Linked DNA regions of Homo sapiens: region 2 is linked to region 1. Evidence: chromatin loops called from intact Hi-C (ENCODE). Cell type or tissue: heart right ventricle. All regions are shown on one strand. Links, peaks and the distances in the headings refer to the core of each region. The heading gives the core; the rest is flanking DNA.

Evidence for each region. Peaks named below come from ENCODE experiments on the same cell type or tissue, not always from the same donor. Only the 100,000 strongest peaks of a DNase experiment are listed, where the experiment ranks them.
Region 2: a loop joins it to region 1, with 2.1 times the contacts of the local background. A loop is called at or near these places in 6 of 110 quality-filtered maps.

What each region holds. Positions count from the first base shown.
Region 1 is chr20:23,231,257-23,241,412 of GRCh38, forward strand. No RefSeq gene overlaps it. Among named protein-coding and RNA genes, the nearest start is that of LINC03125, 88 kb to the left of the region's middle. RefSeq lists silencers at 963-1,163, 4,176-4,470. In heart right ventricle, for the core only: CTCF peaks have their summits at 4,359 (motif pointing left) and 4,560; a DNase peak (open chromatin) is centred at 4,325.
Region 2 is chr20:23,174,092-23,184,247 of GRCh38, forward strand. It overlaps LINC03125 (long intergenic non-protein coding RNA 3125), which reads left to right. Exons shown (of 6, transcript NR_199692.1): 3 at 4,619-4,681; 4 at 6,320-7,046. Among named protein-coding and RNA genes, the nearest start is that of LINC03125, 31 kb to the left of the region's middle. RefSeq lists a silencer at 5,321-5,615. In heart right ventricle, for the core only: CTCF peaks have their summits at 4,987 and 5,187; DNase peaks (open chromatin) are centred at 4,929 and 6,580; H3K4me3 peaks cover 416 bases; H3K27ac peaks cover 4,482 bases.

The DNA.
Region 1 (10,156 bases), core at 852-8,851:
CTCCACCTTATATAGGAGACAGAATTTCCTGCTGCCTGGCCCCACTGCCTGCAAGCTCTTGGTGTGTTTTTAATTCCATATCTTTTGGTCTTGACAGGCGCGTTGCCTGTTACTAGTTCCCAGCTGCTGGGCAGAGCTGCCCTCCAGTCACTAGGGCTTCTGTTACTCCTCTGTCCCAGAAGGAGCCTGCTCTTCCAGCTCCCCAAAGAGAGGAGGGATCCAGGCTTGCTCTAAGAGTCCCACACCCAAGACATTGGCCAACTCATAGCCCGGGCCACCTGGCATTTGTTCAGTCACCTGCCAAACACTCTTCTCAGCTCCCCTTCAAAATCCCACACCTTTACCCTGCATGCAGAAATGGAGGTCTTGGGGGGCACTGCGATGCACCAGTCTTCTCCCTGCTCCACACAGTGCCTCCACCTCTGCCCTCCTGTCTCTCCTCTGCTCGCTCTGTGATGCTCAGTAGGGCTGTGAGTCAGCCCCAGGCCTGGCCGATTCCCACCCCAGCATTTCCTTCAAAAGCTCCCTGTTCCCTTTGCCCCACAGCCTTCCTGCAGGTTCCAAAGCCAAGGTCTCCACCTGGCCTCCCGTGCCAACTCCCAACCAGCCCCGGAGCCCACACTAAGGCCACAGGAGAGTGTCCCCATGTGACAAGATATTCCAGTATTCCAGGCCCGTTCCCACCCTGCCAGCTTGTCCTTTTAGCCTGTCTCTTCTCCTATTCTGCCCAATCCTGCTGGATGACCTGGTGTCACTAAATATGCCTTTGTTATGAAGAATTACCCAAAACATGGGGATGAGTCAAAAGATTACTATGTGACCCTCTGACAGCCACACCAGAGCATTGGCTGCCAAGTAGGCCTGCCTGAGAGTGACCAGATTTCCTAGGGGAGGTAATATGGTGGTTTTTAAGAAATGTCCACACACTCTGATAATCCTTCCCCAAAGGGTAGAACTTAGTTTCCCTCCCCTTGAGTGGGCTAGGCCTAGAGACTCACACCTAGAGAACAGAACACAAAGGAAGTGATGAGCTGCCACTTCTGAGATTAGGTTATAAAAAGACTGTGGCTTTCATCTTGACTCCTCCCCCTTCCCCTCCCTCCCCATGTCCCTTTTCATCACTCCCTGGGGGAAGGAGCCACCAGGTTTTGTGACCAGCCGTACAGAGAGGCCCCCTTCACGCAGAGAAGATCTGGAGCCTCTGCCAAGAGCCACCTGAGTAAGCCTGGAAGCGGATTGTGAAGCACCTTCTGAAGACTGCAGCCCAGGCTCACAGCCTGACCGAAACCTCATAGAGACCCTCAGAAACTGTGCAACACAAGAAATGTGTGCTGGTTTAGGCTGCTGAGTTTTAGGGTGACATCGCACTAAAAAATTAAATTGTTTGTTGGTTAAGGACCAGACTCTATGAAGTTGGATGTTAACTTGTTGAATATTGATACATTGCAACCCTTTCTGCTGGCAGAGTAAATAACCTGAAAGATAGTGGTTCCATTGTCCTACAGGACATTAATCAGTCGCGTATCTGACTTTATCATTGGACTCTCTCATTCTGATATGCACTGTCAGTTTTTCCAGTCCTTTGAACCAGCTTTATCATTTTAGTTCTCTCACTAATGAACTAAGTAAATATTTGATACCAAAATATTTGTGGGGGAATCATATGTTAGCTTTTGAGGCTTGCCCTTTGATACTGTGTCATTCTGTGCCTTTGCACCTCTGCCCTGCTTTACCTGTAGGTGGAAGCCCTTCCCTGTCCCAGCTACCTGCTGTAAAAAAGCTTTCTCTGTGCCCTCTCGGGAGAAGCTTTCCCTGGCCCTGGGAAGAAGACATCCCCGCCCTCTCCACGTCCCCGTGGCACTTTGCTCATGAGGCTATCAGAGAATGTCTCAGACCACGTGGATCATGTTGGGGCCCAACCCCAGCTGTGACTGCTGTCCAGGCCTTTGTGTAGGAAGTGAGGGCAGGCTGGGGCAGGGCTTTGCGGGGGACACATCTTCAGAAGAGGCTGGGGTGGTCCTGGCGACCCGTTCGAATAAAGGAGTCCTTTTGCAAGGAGTTGTCATGCGTGTGCCAAGCCAAGGGCGAGAGACTAAGGCTCAGCTTGGGGGAAGGTGCGGATGGAAAACTTGGGCCTCTACTGTTCATCACATAAAAAAGGAGAGAAAAATGCACCAAGGATAGAGGGACAGAGACAAAAAAGGAGAGAAAAATGCACCAAGGATCGAGGAACAGAGAGGCTGGCGTAAAGGGAGCCAGAGTGTGCGAGGAGAGGTGAGGGGTGAGGAGGGGAGGCCAGGCTCATCAGGAAGTGCTGTGAGGCTCCTTTAAGGACAAGCCCCTGCATCCGGCCCAACTTCATAAAGGACAAGCTCTGAGTGGGGCAATCATGAGTTTCATAAGGGCATGGAAAAAGTTTCATTTGTCTTTGAGTCTTCTTCCTCCATCCAGCACATAATACATAGATGCTTGTTAACCAAGAGATTCACCAGTAAATGAATGTCTCTTATATATTTTTTTAAAGCAGGTATCCTGAAAAACATTTTCCTCAAAATATCTGCTAAAGCATTACTTATTGGTGCCTCTAAGCACATACCCTTCTCATCTGTGTTAGCACCACCCTTTTCTCTTTCTTGTCTTAAGGCTTCCACAAGGCTATCAGTCAGTTTTTACTGCCTAACAAGCCACCACATTTCCTATTGCCCCTGTAACAAACTACCACAAATTTAATGACTTAAAATGCCACACATTTGGCCAGGTGCGGTGGCTCATGCCTGTAATCCCAGCACTTTGGGAGGCCGAGGCAGTTGGATCACCTGAAGTCAGGAGTTCGAGACCAGCCTGGTCAACATGGTAAAACCCCATCTCTACTAAAAATACAAAAAATTATCTGGGCGTGGTGGCATACACCTGTAATCCCAGCTACTTGGGAGGCCGAGGCAGGAGAATCAGTCAAACCTGAACCCAGGAGGCGGAGGTTGCAGTGAGCAGAGATTGCACCATTGCACTCCAGCCTGGGCGACAAGAGAGAAACTCCATCTCAAAAAAAAAAAAAAAAAAGCTACACATTTATTCTCTTACAGTTCTGTGAGCCAGAAGTCCAAAGTGAGTCTTCCTGGGCTAAAATTGAAGCATCTGCAGGGCTGGCTTCTTCTAGGGGCTGCAGGGAGAATCTGATCTTTGCCTTATCAGCTGCTAGAGGCCTCTGGCATTCGTGGGCTGCATCATTCCAGTCTCTGTCTGTTGCCATAACTTGTCTTCTGTCTGACCTCCACATGTCCCTCTAACAAGGCCTTTGTGATTGCATTGGGCCAACCTGGATAGTCTGGGATGCTCTCTCCCCATTTCAAGACCCTTAACTTCATCACATTCACAAAGGCCCTTTTCCTATGGAAGGTGACATATTCACAGATTCTGGGGATTAGGAAGTGGACATCTTTCTCTGTAGAGGGGGGTGAGGTCTGTTATTTGGCATTTTGTTCAAGGTTAAGCACCAAAACCATGCATCCCTCTCACAATTTGGGCATTTTTCAATCCGAGCTTGGCTGACTCATGCATAGGCAGCAGCTGTTGGGCCAGCTGAGGGCTGGCTGGTTGAGGATGGCCTCAGCTCAGACAGCTCATCTCTGCTTTTGTGGCCTCTCACCCTCCAGCAGGCTAGGAGGGGCTTGTTTACATGGAAGCTGGACATGGTTCCAAGAAACGAGGCAAAAGCACTCAAGGCATATTGAGGTGCAGTCTCAGAATTGACCCAGAACCCCTTCTACCTCATTCCACTGGCTGAAACAAGTCATGAGGTCAGCTCAGGTTCTAGTGGGGAGTAAGTCAGTGGAGCTGCCAAGTCATATTGCAAAGGTCAAGATATAGAGAGTGGTGAAAGATTGCAGCCAGTTCTGCCATATGCTATGGTAAACACCTAGCTGCTGCAAAATCTTTCATTCCTTGCATATTATCAAGTACCTGCCAGGGCACAGCTTACAAACAAGAAAACAGCTCCAGGAACCCAAACTACCAAAGACTCTAAGAAGCAGCCCCTTGTCCTGTCTGTAAGAACTCTGCTCCTGACCATCACACACTGGGTTCATTTTCAACCTACTGCTCTGTACACAGCAGGGACCTCTGTGTGCTGCTCCCTATTCCTCTCTTCCTAAATAAACCTACCCCTCCATCAAGGTCAAAGCTATTCCAACAACTTGAAGCCTTGCCACTATTTCCCACAAGGGCGTCAGTCTCCCTCCCCATTCTACAGCCCACAGCTTCCATGTTAGCTTCCATGCAAACCCAAGGCTTCATTTGCCCGGCCCTGGGCCAGCACAGCACTGCTGAATCTGTGCGCTCCGTCTCCAACAGCGACACCGTGTGGCAGGAAGAAGGAATGGTAGTAATGGAGTAGGTGCAGGTTTTTCCCCACTTAGGTGTGAAGACTGACCCTCTTCTGTTTATAAGCCCTATGGTGGCTCAAGGAAGGGATGTTGTCCTTCCTGCCTTTAAGGCATTAAGACGCATAAGGACAATAAAATTTTAGTGGCTGAAAAATAAACAGCAGGATTGCGTTTACGCTCCACTTGGAGCAGGCCATCCTGGTTATACACACACCTTATAGTTGCTTTCTCCAAAACACATCTGGTTTTGGTTAACTTTTTACTTCAATATAATTTTAAGCTTAAAAAAATTGCAAAAAATAGTACAAGGATCTCTGTTTTGCCATTTTCCCAGATTCACCAATTAATTACCTATTTCTCCATTTGCAATGAAAGCAAGAGAGAAAAAGACAGACTTTTCCTTGGCTATTTGAGAGTTAAGTTGGAGAAATATTCCCTAATTTACTGATGATTACTTCAGTATGATTTCTAAAAATACAGACAATTTCTTATACACATACCTATAGTATTATTACCAAAATCAGAACATTTTACATTGATGCAATACTGTTATCTAATCCACAGTATCCATTTAAATTTTATCAGTTGTCCCTACAGTGTACTTTATAGTAATATTTTTTCAGTCCGCATACCTTTTTAAATCCTTAACGACTACATGCATACATTCAGTTGACAGAATATTGTGAGAAACTGATGAACAAGTTTAATCTTTCTACACTTTTTACCTAGCAGTGCAGGTAAGCCTAGACTCGATTGAGTAATACATAGTCCATTGAAAGAGGTATGGCCTTCCAGTGACAGTGTCAATTAATTGACCTGCAATAAGTCCAGGAGAGAAAGGTGGAACTGTCCTTTTAGGGCCAAACATTTCTGCAAGCCTGAAGTCCCTTCCTGAGTGTCTCCTAGGCAAAAGAGCAGGATTCCAGGTAAACTTCCAAAAGACACTGTTTCAGAAAAACACATCTGGCCATGTCAACTACAGAGTACAGAGAGACACAAGGACATGCCAGACCAAGAACATCGGCCTTATATGCCATAGCTGAGCTTTGTTTTGATGCAAAAATAAGTTTCTGGCACTTTTATGCCACTGTCAGGAGGAAGCTGACAGAGGTAGAAGTGAGGGAGGTGGCTAGGCTGCATTTCCAGGATGCCTGGGGTTGGGACAGCGTGTTTCCCTCTCGGGTCTAGGAAAAAACATGTTTTCTCCAGATTTGCCACCTACAGAAAATCTTATTATTTGCCTTATGAATATGAAGTCATTGTTCAAAGAGTTAAAAATAAAATAAGTGGGGAAGGCTATATTTGGCTAGGAATGGTGCTAATACCGGGTTATATAACCTCTCCCATGACACTCCATGCATGGAGCATCTCCACCAAGGGTTATGTGTGGAAAGTGCACAGAATGAATTTTACAGATTCCATGGAAAACACTGTCAGGCCCCAGTGTCCTTGTTGTCAAGACAACATCTTATTTTCATCTTTCTTCTTGCAAGTTCTCTAGCAAAGACATTATAATTAAAATCCCAACATAAGAAGCAACCGTATGTAAAATTCAGAGCACAGACTGTGACAAGCAGGGAATTGAGTGTGGAGTCCTGTGGTCAAACTTTAATAGACTTAGGACAAAATTGTATTGTCTGTGGGCCTAAGCTTCAGGGAGCTTTGGAGCTGCACTGAATCACTTTCTAGGGTTTTTATGGTTTGGGGTTTTACATTTAAGTCTTTAATCCATCTTGAGTTAATTTCTGCATAAGCTGCAAGGAAGGGCTCCAGTTTCAGTTTTCTGCATATGGCCAGCAAGTTTTCCCAGCAGCATTTGTTGAATAGGAGATCCTTTCTCCATTGCTTGATTTTGTCTGGTTTGTCAAAGACCAGATGGTTGTAGATGCATGGTGTTATTTCTGAGGTCTCTGTTCTATTGGTCTATATGTCTGTTTTGGTACCAGTACCATGCTGTTTTGGTTACTGTAGCCTTGTAGTGTAGTTTGAAGTCAGGTAGCGTGATGCCTCCAGCTTTGTTCTTTTTGCTTAGGATTGTCTTGGCTATACAGGGTCTTCTTTGATTTCATATGAAATGGAAAGTAGTTTTTTCTAATTATGTGAAGAATGTCAATGGTAGTTTGAGGGGAATAGCACTGAATCTATAAATTACTTTGGGCAGTGTGGCCATTTTCACAATATTGATTCTTCCTACCCAAAAGGATGGAATGTTTTTCCATTTGTTTGTGTCCTCTCTTATTTCCTTGAGCAGTGGTTTGTAGTTCTCCTTGAAGAGGTCCTTCACATTTCTTGTTAGCTGTATTCCTCGGTATTTTATTCCCTTTGTAGCAGTTGTGAATGGGAGTTCATTTATGACTTGGCTCGGAATGTTTGTGATTTTTGCACATTGATTTTGTATCCTGAGACTTTGCTGAAGTTGCTCATCAGCTTAAGGAGTTTTGGGGCTGAGATGATGGGATTTTCTAAATATAGAATCATGTTGTCTGCAAACAGAGACAATTTGACTTCCTCTCTTCCTATCTGAATACCCGTTATTTCTTTCTCTCGCCTGATTGCCCTGGCCAGAACTTCCAATACTATGTTGAATAAAAGTGGTGAAACAGGGCATCTTTGTCTTGTATAGGCTTTCAAAGGGAATGCTTCCAGCTTTTCCCTATTCAATATGATATTGGCTGTGGGTTGATTATTTTGAGATATGTTCTACCAATACTTAGTTTATTGAGAGTTTTTAACATGAAGGGATGTTGAATTTTATCAAAGGCTGAGCTTTTTCTGAATCTATTGAGATAATCATGTGGTTTTTGTCGTTGGTTCTGTTTATGTGATGGATTACATTTATTGATTTGCATATGTTGAACTAGCCTTGCATCCCAGGGATGAAGCCAACTTGATTGTGGTGGATAAGATTTTTGATGTGCTGCCATATTTTGTTTGCCAGTATTTTATTGAGAATTTCCACATCAATGTTCATCAGGGATATTGGCCTGAAGTTTTCTTTTTTTGTCGTGTCTCTTTCCAGTTTTGGTATCAGGACAATACTGGCTTCATAAAATGAGTTAGGGAGGAGTCCTTCCTTTTCAATTGTTTGGAATAGTTTTAGAAGGAATGGTACCAGTTCCTCACCTATTTCTGATATAATTTAGCTGTGAATCTGTCTGGTCCTGGGTTGGTAGGCTACCAATTACTGCCTCAATTTCAGAGCTCGTTACTGGTCTTTTCAGGGATTCGACTTCTTCCTGGTTTAGTCTTGGTAGGGTGTATGTGTCCAGGAATGTATCCATTTCTTCTAGATTTTCCAGTTTATTTGCATAGATGTGTTTATGGTAGTCTCTGATGGTAGTTTGTATTTCTGTGGGGTTAGTGGTGATATTCCCTTTATCATTTTTCATTGTGTCTATTTGATTCTTCTCTCTCTTCTTATTAGCCTAGCTAGCGGTCTATATTGTTAATTTTTTCAAAAGAATAGCTCCTGGATTCATTGATTTTTGGAGGGTTTTTCCTGTCTCTATCTCCTTCTTCTCTGAGCTAAATTAGCTCAGAGAATTTTGGATTAGTTTCCTCTTGCCTCTCTACCTCTTTTAATTGTGATGTTAGGATGCTGATTTGAGATCTTTCTAGCTTTCTGATGTGGGCATTTAGTGCTATAAATTTCCCTCTTCACACTGCTTTAGCTGTGTCCCAGAGATTCTGGTACATTGTCTCTTTGTTTTCATTGCTTTCAAAGAACTCCTTGATTTCTGCCTTAATTTCATTATTTGCCCAGAAGTCATTCAGGAGCAGGTTGTTCAATTTCCATGAAATTGTGTAGTTTTGAGTGACTTTCTTAATCCTGAGTTCTAATTTGATTGCACTGTGATCTGAGAGATTGTTATGATTTCAGTTCTTTTTCACTTGTTGAGGAGTGTTTTATTTCCAATTATGTGATCCAATTTTAGAATAAGTACCATGTGGCACTGAGAAGAATGTGTGTTCTGTTGATTTGGGGTGAAGAGTTCTGTAGATGTCTATTAGGTCCACTTGATCCAGAGTGCTGAGTTTAAGTCCTGAATATCCTTGTTAATTTTCTGTCTCATTGATCTGTCTAATATTGACAGTGGGGTGTTAAAGTCTCCCACTATTATTGTGTGGGAGTCTAAGTTTCTTTGTACGTCTCTAAGAACTTGTTTTATGAATCTGGGTGCTCCTGTATTGGGTGCAGATATAGTTAGAATAGTTAGCTCTTGTTTAATTGTTCCCTTTACCATTATGTAATGCCCTTCTTTGTCTTTTTTTATTTTTGTTGGTTTAAAGTCTGTTTTGACAGAGACTAGGATTGCAACCCTGCTTTTTTTTCATTTTGCCTCTTAATCCGCATGCCTGAGCCCACTCGTCCAGTTCCTAAGATCTTATTAGGAGGCTGCCAATCACCAGTTACAGGTGTTTTTATCTATTGGGAAACTGCCTTTCCCTAGCACTGGATGCGACCAATTATTATTTTAGAGAGGGAGTGTTACAACCACCTGACCATCACCTGATGGTCACCTGGCATTCCTGGTGGGGAAGTGGACGTCCTCTCCTGCCCTGTTTGTGTTTGACTAGCTATCCACTATAACAATATCATATGTTCAATTCTTTTTTTTTTTTTTTTGAGACAGAGTCTCACTTTGTCACCCAGGCTGGAGTGCAATGGCATGATCTCAACTCACTGCAACCTCCTCCTCCCAGGTTCAAGTGATTCTCCCACCTCAGCTGCCCCAAGAGCTGGGATTACAGGCACCTGCCATCATGCCCAGCTAATTTTTGTATTTTTATAGAGATGGGGTTTCACCATGTTGGCCAAGCTGGTCTTGAACTCCTGACCTCAGCTCATCCACCTGCCTTGGCCTCCCAAAGGTTGGGATTATAGGTGTGAGCCACCACACCCTGCCAAATGTTCAATTCTTAAGAAAGAAAAATCTAACAAATCCTACACTAACAAGTGTTGAAAGTGTGCTAGGAAATTGTGAATTCGTATACACTGCTGATGAGACATCTTTGAAGAGCTAGCTGGTAATATCAGATAATATTAAAAATTGAGCTTGTCCCATGACTCAGCAAACTTTATTGTAGAAAATCTAGGTATCAATCTCTGAAATGCATGCACAATAGGAAATATACATGGTGTGGTTTTTTTTAAAGCACCATTTGCAACAAGTAAAAACTGAAATGACCTAAATATCCACCAATAGCAAAATAGATAAAGTATGACATATTCATATACTGGAATGCTACACATTGATTAAAATAAACATGCTATTCATGCATTGTCAACAAGAATAAATCTTAAAAAACAATTGGTGTTTGGGGAAAGGGGAATAGAGAGTTGTTGTTTGATGGGTGTAGAGTTTCAGTTTGGAAAGAAAGAAGGTTCTGGAAGTGGATGGTGGTGATAGTTCGAACGTACTTAATGCCACTGAACTGTACAGTTTAAAATGTCTAAAATGGACCCATGTTGTTCAAGGATCAACTGTACTTCAATCAATCAATAGAAGTGAGCATTGACTTTGCTTTTGCCTTTAAAAAATCCTTTAGGAAAACAACACATCTTATATTTTTCTTTGCTGGGGGGGCTTCCCTGTGTCACTCAGGCTGGAGTGCAGTGGCGCTATCTCAGTTCACTGCAACATCCACCTCCTGGGCTTGAGAGATCCCCCCACCTCAGCCTCCTGAGTAGCTGGGACTATAGACATGAACCATCATGGCTGGCTAATTTTTTAATTTTTTGTAGAGATGTTTTTGTAGAGTTTTTTTGTAGA
Region 2 (10,156 bases), core at 1,276-9,275, 57 kb before region 1:
CTTGCTGCTTGTAAATGGTCGGATAAGGGTATCTAATTCTTCCTGATTTAAGCTAGGAGGGTTGTATTTTTCCAGGAATTTATACATCTCTTCCAGTTTTTCTAGTTTATGTGTGTAAAGGTGTTCATAGTAGCTTTGAATGATCTTTTGTATTTCTGTGGTATCAGTTGTAATATCTCTCATTTCGTTTCTTATTGAGGTTATTTGAATGTTCTCTCTTCTTGGTTAATCTTGCTGATGGTCTATCAATTTTATTTATCTTTTTAACATTTTTTTATTTGAGAAAAGCATATATTCTCCCCTTGATTTGCCATTAGGGAATAATTTCAGGTCAAGGCAATCTTTTATAACTTGCAATATGATTGGGAGAAATATGTAATTGAGTGGCTAGTGTAATTTTAGTGTTAATCTTAGCTAAATCTTTCCTGCAATTAATTCCTTCATGGCCTCCACAAACCACCTATGACATGCTAAAACTTTCTGGCTTGTCCTGAATATTCTTCTTTTTAAACAATCAACCATTCTTTTTAGGGCAAGTATTTACCATCCATCCTTATAATTTTTTCAAGATTTCCACAAACTATCTACAACATGCTTAAACTTTCTGACTTGTCCTAAACATCTCTTTTAAACAACGAACTATTTTCTTTTAGACAAGTATTTACCACCCAAGATCCTTTCTTATATAAAATCTCTTTCCCTTACAACCTTCTTTTCATAGCCAGGATATGACATATTACCAAACCCAATAAAAAGTCCTTGCGGGCTCAGTGATAGTAAAACTTTCATGCTTCCTTTTTGTTGGTAACTATTATTTCTGCTGTAAGGATAATAATTAAGCAAAATACTATAGCAATGGAAACTCTCTGTCTGATATTCCAGTTAGAAGGTGTTACAGCTTTTGTCTCATTGCAAATAGAGTGAGTATCGCAATTCCTGCAAGTGTGGTGTAGTAGATAATTTTCATCTAAATTGCCAAGATATAACATTTCCCTTTTGGAGGTCTATGAAGTTACAAATGCAATCCCATGGATAATTAAAACCTTCCTGCAAATATGCATCAAAAGTAAGTTTTAATATCTGGCAGTACATCTAGAGGGGAAAAGTAGAAATGACGGAAAGTAAAAGTAGGACTGAGTAGGATGAGCAGCCCTTGCTCATTTATTTATCCTTTATGATTTTCACCTTAAGATCTCCTATTTCTTCACATTGGTATCCAGGACGTTTATCCGGGCTGTCAAAGGTTGCTCTATCAGCTTTCTAGGTTTGACTCGAGTATGATGTGTCCAGAAGTTGATACCTGTAACTTTTATCATGTTTTGATTAATGTTGTACCGTGATATCCCAGATGAGGTCCCCAATATGAAGCAGCTGCATTGTCTGGGGGATATACTCTGGGGTTCATCATTGTCCACCAGGAAAATTTAGGAGATAGACACATACGAGGAGTTTAGGAGCAGAAGTTTAATAGGCAGAAGAGAAGAGAAAGAGGAACAGCTCTCTATATAGAGAGAGAAGGGTCTCTGAGCAGAAAAGACCCAAAACACATCAAATTTATGGTGAAGCTTGAGTGGAAGAATGGTGAAACATTGATGCTTTGTGAAAATTTCATGGGGACAATGACCCAAAGAAATCAGCAGTTTGCAAATGGATAACTCATTTAAGAACAGATGAGACAATGCTGAAAATGAAGCCCATGACAGTAGAGCATCCAACATTAATTTGCGAGAAAAATATTCATCTTGTTCATGTCCTAATTGAAAAGGACCAATGATTAACTGCACAAAAATAGTCAACATATTAGACACCTCAATTAGTTTAGCTTACACAATTCTGACTGAAAAATTAAAGTTGAGTAAATTTTCTACTCGATGGGTGCCAAAACTCTTGCTCCCAGATCAGCGGCAGACAAGAACAGAACTTTTCACGGAAATTTTAATCAAATGGTATCTCCATCCTGAAGCATTTCTTCAAAGGGTTATTACAGGAGATGAAATATGGCTCTACCAGTACAATCTTGAAGATAAATCACAATCAAAGCAAAGGCTACCAAGAGATGGTGAGGATCCAGTCAAAGCAAAAGTGGACCAATGGAGAGCAAAGGTCGTGGCAATAGTTTTTGAGATGCTCAAGGCATTTTGCTTGTTGACTTTCTGGAGGGCCAGAGAATTATAACATCTACTTATTATAAGAGTATTTTGAGAAAATTAGCCAAAGCTTTAGCAGAAAAATGCCTTAAAAAACTTCATGAGAGAGCCTTTGTCCACCACGACAATGCCCCTACTCATTTCTCTCATTAAACAAGGGCAATTTCCACACTTTCAGTGGGAAATCATTAGGCATTCACCTCACAGCCCTGGTTTGGCTCCTTATTACGTCTTTTTCTCTCTAATATTAAAAAATCTTTAAAGGGCACTCATTTTTTTCAGTGAATAATGTTTAAAAAACCTGATTAACGTGGTTAAATTCCCAGGACCCTCAGTTTTTTTAGGGATGGACTGAACAGGTTTTATCACTGGTTTCAAAAGTTTCTTCATCTTGCTTATGTTGAGAAATAAATGTTTATCTTTAATTCCATTTTTTCACAATATCTTCAAAGTCCTCTGTTACTTGGCTTGGGTCCCTGGGGCACAAAATAGACAATGCACAATTTCCTGGAGTGTTGTTGTTATTATTCAAAAATAAAACAAGGGTATCTGTATTAGTTTAGCTAGTTTGTTCAGCAACGAAGTAGCAAAGACTGGGTGGCTTAAATAACAAACATTTATTTTCTCATAGTTCTGGAGGCCAGAAGTACAAGATCAATGTGTCATCAGGGTTGGTTTCTCTTGAGGTTGAGGCCTCTCTCCTTGGCTTGCAGATTACTACCTTATTTCTGTCTTTTCACATGGTCATCTCCTGTGCATGTGCACCCCGGGTGTCTCCTTGTGTGTTCAAATTTTCTCTTCTTACAAGGACACCAGTCAGATTAGATTAGGATCCACCCATATAGCATCATTTTACCTCTTTAAAGGATCTGTTTTCAAATATAATCACATTCTGAAGTGCTGGAGGAATATGAATTTGGAGGAATACAATTCAGCTCACAACAGCATTCAGATTAAAAAACAAAAAGTAAATCATTTCTATTCACAGGTAAAATAATCTGATAAATAGAAAAATACCAAAGAAGCCATTAAAAAACTATTAAAGCTAATAAAAGCATTCAGCAAAGTTGCAGAATACCAAATCAACAAAAAAGTTTTATTTCTACACATTATTAATAAATAACCTGAAATGAAAATTTAGAAACAATGCAATTTACTATAGTATCAAAAAATAGTATGCTTAGTAATAAATTTAACCAAGAGGAGCAACACTTGTACACTGAAAACTAGAAAACTTTACTGAAATAAATTGAAGAATACCTAAACAAATGAAAGACATCCCATGTTCATGGATTGGAAGACTTAATATTGTTGAGATGGCAATACACACAAAGTGATCTATAGATCTATTAATTTGCACACTTTATGTATGTACATTATATGTGAATAACAAGGAAAAGAAGAGAAAGAAAGAAAACAAAAACAAAGCCGTTTTCATCACATTTTGAGAGAAAAGAATCCAAATGGTATCCAATAAGTCCTTAGTTATCTTTCCAACTCCCCTCTCCTCTTCCTTACTATAGCATACTCCCACTTTATAGATTCTGACGACAGAACAAGATGGAATCAGAGATTCAGTATTTGTGTATCTGAAGACTATTATGGTAGTCTTAAAAAAGGCTTGCCCCAAAAATGGACCAGACTTCCCTTTACGCCCACAGGATGCTCCTAGGACCAAAGATAGATGCCAGAAAAGCTTCAACTCAGTGGTAACCAGTGCTCATGCCTGAGAACTGCCCATGGAACCATATGCCATGTGGTGCATCATGCTCCCATCCCTGCCTGGGGCCAAACAGAACCTTAGGTACTTCTGTCTGGACACTGCAAAAGGCACTGTCCAGTTCTACTAATTGGACCAGACCAGAAGCAACTCCTCCTACCTTGACTGGTTGCTGCTGCCTGACCCATCCACCTCTGCTTCCCCAGTGGGATCAGGCACACAGTCATCCTGGAGAATTTCAGCCAGTGGAGCTTCCGTGCAAAATTCTGTGACCCTGGGTGGACAAAGGTGGTGATGCTACCAAAGAACGATGTCTAGGGAGGCCACCAGGGCATCTGCAGAGAAGCAGAGAGCTTCCAATTCCTAATAGACATGACTCAAACCTTAAGAGATGTCGAGATATCAGGGGAGGTGTGCAGAGGACCCTGTAACTGATGCATCCCTCAAACCCCCTTCAGGAATGAAGAGCATAGCCCCAGCTCCAGAGCCCTCAGCTGCATGGTCAGTTCCTCCATGATTGCCTGGCCTGGAGAGAGCCCCCATCCAAAGTTACGCCTTCTTCTGGGGATGGCATCCACAGACTGCTCAATGTGGCCCATGAGGGTCTGGGCCCCTTGTCCCTCCAAGACAACTCTGAAGGGTTGTCTCAGCCTTCAAAGTCCCCATAGAATGGGAAGGGGTCTCAGCAGAGTCAGCATCACAGCCTGCCACTCCCTCTACATTGCTCTGTGTCTTTCTCGTCCCTTCCTAGCAGTGATCCCAGGAGCACCCTTAATGATGCTGAAGAAGAAAGAGTTAAAAGATGAGACAAAAAGTGAGTGTCCTTTCAGCTCCCCAAGCTGTAAGCAGCTCTTTCCTTAGCAACCTAACATATCGGTTCACAGTTTCTGTGTTTATTTTTTCTCCCAGCCAGAGCAAATCTAGACTGCTTGCTTTGGGCTGAATGTTGAAGAAGGCAGCACTGTTGGCAGGCAGAGGGGCTGTGGGCTGTCCGTCTTCCTCTTCCTCCGCTAAGGGAAACAATGGCAGGATCCAGTTGCTTATCTGCCTGCTTATCTAGCAAGCTGCTGGGTGTCTGGATCCTGCAGGGGCAGTGGGGGAGAGCCCTTAGCTCAGCACTGCCCTCCTGTGCTGGGGCAGGCATGGCAAAGCCCATGAAGTTGCTTCCCTCAGATAACCTTGTGTTTCCACCTGGAGAGGGGAAATAAAGACACATCACATCATTGGATTATGAGGAGTAAATTATAGAACGCACACACACAGTGATGGCATTCAAAAAATATCAGCTGTGGCCACCACTGTCTCAGCTCTTTGAACTTGGACTTGCAGGACTGGCCTCACTTGCAGGTACTGTGGCAAATTTCTCCCCATTTACAGTGACCTTCTGTTGACACTAAAATAGCTGTAGGTATGCATGGTGAGAAAATGTTAGACTTTATCCAAGAGTCAGGTTGCAAGACCAAGCTTCTCTACTTCCTGGCTATCTAGCTTTAAACAAGTCATATATTTGAGCCTCCATTTTCTCACAAACTCATTTCTCATGGATAGACAAACTTGAGAATCTGGTGAAATAACTCATATAAGAGGTCTTGACACCCCCAGCAAGCATTGGCTGATTCGAAGTCCACGGTGTAAAATGTAAGAAGGATTTGGTTATGCTGATAAGTAAATTTACCTGATCAGGACAGGTAGAGGAGCTCAAACTGACAAACAATACAGTGGCTGGGAAGAGAGGAAGATAACAGGAAGAACCTGTTATCTGAATGGTGGGCTGAGGAGGGCATTCCTAGAAAAAGGGAAGACACTGTCCTGAGTGTATTCTGCTCAGACCCATCTACTGTTTTATGAAACACCCTCCTATGGCTCCATTTCCTCAACACAATGGCCTGTCTTGTGTCACTGAACATGTTCTATGGCCTGCCTGTAATGTCTTCCTTCTCCCCTCCCATGCTCACCTCCACCCCAGTAAACTCCTATTCATCCCTCAAAACCCCAGCTCTGCCATCAAGTCTTCCAGGAAGGCTCTCCCAGCACCATCCTCACCTGCAGGTGGGTTTTGCACCACATCTATGCTTTGACCTGGGCTGCTGTTGGACAGTTGCCATGAGCCCAGACCTCTCTGAGAGCATGTGGAGCACCCTTTATGACACAAACAAGAGCTCAAGGATGGTGGCTGGGGTTCAGTCTGCCGCTGCAAATACCAAAAGCTGTCCTCATTGAGTCATCCCTCCCAGAGCAGGAAGAGCAGAGGTTCTGGGAAACAACCCCAAGGAGAGAGACAGGGCATTTGTGAGCTGTGCAGCCTCCCTGCTGGGACATAGGGAACTCTAGCTGGAGATGAGCAGGGCCTGAGTCTGAGGGTGGCCCTGCTGAAAGCACAGTAATAGGAGTTATAATCAGCTAAGAGCAGGAAATCTACTTTATTTTTCTAATGTTATTCTTTGCTTTCTAGATAAAACAGCATGTAAGCATCTCTGCAGTTGCTGTCCCCAGAGCCCACTTCCTGGATATTGCCAGCTGCCTGGACCAACCTTTCCGAAAGATCAGCCAGGTCACAGTGAGGGTCAAAGGTGAGCCACGGGCCTCAGCAGCTGCTGAGTGGATGGTGCGTGGGACTCAGGAAGTGACGTTCTCTCCCCGCCCAGCCCCCTTCCTCAGTCTATTGCTCCGAATCCTGGACCACACACTGCGTGCTGAGGCTCCATCGCTGTGCTGGGTGAGGGGTGGAGGACTGTCCAGCTGACAGCCACCCAGGAGGCCTGCCCAGGAGACCCAGCCCAGCCTCTCCTTGGAACCTGAAGAACTCCAGGCAGCTGATGGGACACTGGGGCCCAGGTCAGCCCCTCCCCTTCCCTGAGGTTGCCTGAGGACGCCTTCACTGTTCTAGAGAAGGAGGCCCTCCCCATGGCTGGGGACAGTCACAGCAGCTGCAGACAGATGATGGGAGGGAGCATTCTTTCCCTAACCCTAGAGGCGGGCGAGCATTCACCAAGTGTTGTTGTTAAAGAAAAAAAGAAAGAAAAAGAAACCAGGATTGTACCTGAGGTCAGGCAGACAGTGCTCAACTCAGCACTGGGAAGATTGCTAGAAGCCTTGGGCCTATCTAGGAAGACTGGGCCAACATGCGATCCCCTCTGCAAGGTGGAGGCCATGCACCTGCCTCCTGCTCCTGAGCTCCGGTATCCTCACTGTGACCCAGGCCCCACTGCAGCAAAGAGACACTGGGAATTAGCCCTTCTGTCCCCTCCTTGCCAGAAGGTGGGAAGATGTGTTGGTTGAGGGCCTAGAATTTTTTTCATCCCCAAAGACTTTCTTTTTTTAATATTATTATACTTTAAGTTCTAGGGTACATGTGCACAACGTACAGGTTTGATACATAGGTATGCATGTGCCATGTTGGTTTGCTGCACCCATCAACTCGTCATTTACATTTGGTATTTCTCCTAATGCTATCCTTCCCCCAGCCCCCAAACCCCTGACAGGCCCTGGTGTGTGATGTTCCCCACCCTGTGTCCAAGTGATCTCATTGTTAAATTCCCACCTGTAGGTGAGAACATGCGGTGTTTGGTTTTCTGTCCTTGTGATAGTTTGCTGAGAATGATGGTTTCCAGCTTCATCCATGTCCCTACAAAGGACATGAACTCATACTTTTTATGGCTGCATAGTATTCCATGGTGTATATGTACCACATTTTCTTAATCCAGTATCATTGATGAACATTTGGGTTGGTTCCAGCTCTTTGCTATTGTGAATAGTGCCACAATAAACATACATGTGAATGTGTCTTTATAGTAGCATGATTTATAATCCTTTGGGTATATACCCAGTAATGGGATGGCTGGGTCAAATGGTATTTCTAGTTCTAGATCCTTGAGGAATTGCCACAGTGTCCTCCACAATGGTTGAACTAATTTACACTCCCACTAACAGTGTAAAAGTGTTCCTATTTCTCCACATCCTCTCCAGTATCTGTAGTTTCCTGACTTTTTAATGACTGCCATTCTAACTGGCATGAGATAGTATCTCATTGTGGTTTTGATTTGTATTTCTCTGATGACCAGTGACGATGAGCATTTTTTCATGTGTCTGTTGGCTGCATAGATGTCTTCTTTTGAGAAGTGTCTGTTCATATCCTTTGCCTACTTTTTGATGGGGTTGTTTGTTTTTTTCTTGTAAAATTGATTGAGTTATTTGTAGATTCTGGATATTAGCCCTTTGTCAGATGGGTAGATTGCAAAAATTTTCTCCCATTCTGTAGGTTGCCTGTTCACTCTGATGGAAGTTTCTTTTGCCTTGCAGAAGCTATTTCGTTTAATTAGATCCCACTTGTCTATTTTGGCTTTTGTTGCCATTGCTTTTGGTGTTTTAGTCATGAAGTCCTTGCCCATGCCTGTGTCCTGAATGGTATTGCCTAGCTTTTCTTCTAGGGTTTTGATGGTTTTAGGCCTAACATTTAAGTCTTTAATCCATCTTGAATTAATTTTTGTATAAGGTGTAAGGAAAGGATCCAGTTTCAGCTTTCTGTATATGGCTAGCCAGTTTTCCCAGCACCATTTATTACATAGGGAATCCTTTCCCTATTTCTTGTTTTTGTCAGGTTTGTCAAAAATCAGATGGTTGGAGATATGTGGCGTTATTTCTAAGGGCTCCGTTCTGTTCCATTGGTCTATATATCTGTTTTGGTACCAGTACCATGCTGTTTTGGTTACTGTAGCCTTGTAGTATAGTTTGAAGTCAGGTAGCTTGATGCCTCCAGCTTTGTTATTTTTGCTTAGGATTGTCTTGGCAATGTGGGCTCTTTTTTGGTTCCATATGAACTTTAAAGTAGTTTTTTCCAATTCTGTGAAGAAAGTCATTGGTAGCTTGACAGGGATGGCATTGAATCTATAAATTACCTTGGGCAGTAAGGCCTTTTTCACAATATTGATTCTTCCTATCCACGAGCATGGAATGGTCTTCCATTTGTTTGTGTCCTCTTTTATTTTGTTGAACAGTGGTTTGTAGTTCTCCAACTTCACACCCCTTGTAAGTTGGATTCCTAGGTATTTTACTCTCCTTGTAGCAATTGTGAGTGGGAGTTCACTCATTATTTGGCTCTCTGTTTGTCTGTTATCAGTGTATAGGAATGCTTGTGATTTTTGCACATTGATTTTGTATCCTGAGACTTTGCTGAAGTTGTTCATTTTGTTATTTACCCAGTAGTCATTCAGGAGTAAGTTGTTCAGTTTCCATGTAGTTGTGTGTTTTTGAGTGAGTTTCTTAATCCTGAGTTCTAATTTGATTGCACTGTGGTCTGAGAGACAGTTTGTTGTGATTTCTGTTCTTTTACATTTATTGAGGCATGCTTTACTTTAAAATGTGGTCAATTTTACAATAAGTGTGATGTGGCACTGGGAAGAATGTATATTTTGTTGATTTGGGGTGGAGAGTTCTGTAGATGTCTATTAGGTCTGCTTGGTGCAGAGCTGAGTTCAAGTCCTGGATATCCTTGTTAACCTTCTGTCTCGTTGATCTGTCTAATGTTGACAGTGGGGTGTTAAAGTCTCCCATTATTATTGTGTGGGAGTCTAAGTCTCTTTGTAGGTCTCTAAGGACTTGCTTTATGAATCTGGGTGCTCCTGTATTCACTGGATATATATTTAGGATAGTTAGCTCTTCTTGTTGAATATATCCCTTTACCATTATGTAATGGCCTTGTCTCTTTTGATCTTTGTTGGTTTAAAGTCTGTTTTATCAGAGAGTAGCATTGCAACCTCTGCTTTTTTTTGCTTTCTATTTGCTTGGTAGCTCTTCCTCCATCCCTTTATTTTGAGCCTATGTGTGTCTTTGCACGTGAGATGGGTTTCCTGAATACAGCACACTGATGGGTCTTGACTCTATACAATTTGCCAGTCTGTGTCTTTTAATTGGGGCATACTACCTATTTACATTTCAGGTTAATATTGTTATGTGTGAATTTGATCCTGTCATTATGAAGTTGGCTGGTTATTTTGCCCGTTAATTGATGCAGTTTCTTTCTAGCATCGATGGTCTTTACAATATGGCATGTTTTTGCAGTGGCTGGTACCAGTTGTTTCTTTCCATGTTTAGTGCTTCCTTCAGGAGCTCTTGTAAAGCAGGCCTGGTGGTAACAAAATCTCTCAACATTTGCTTGTCTGTAAAGGATTTGATTTCTCCTTCACTTATGTAGCTTAGTTTGGCTGGATATGAAATTCTGGGTTGAAAATTCTTTTCTTTAACAATGTTGAATATTGGCCCTCACTCTCTTCTGGCTTGTCGGATTTCTGCT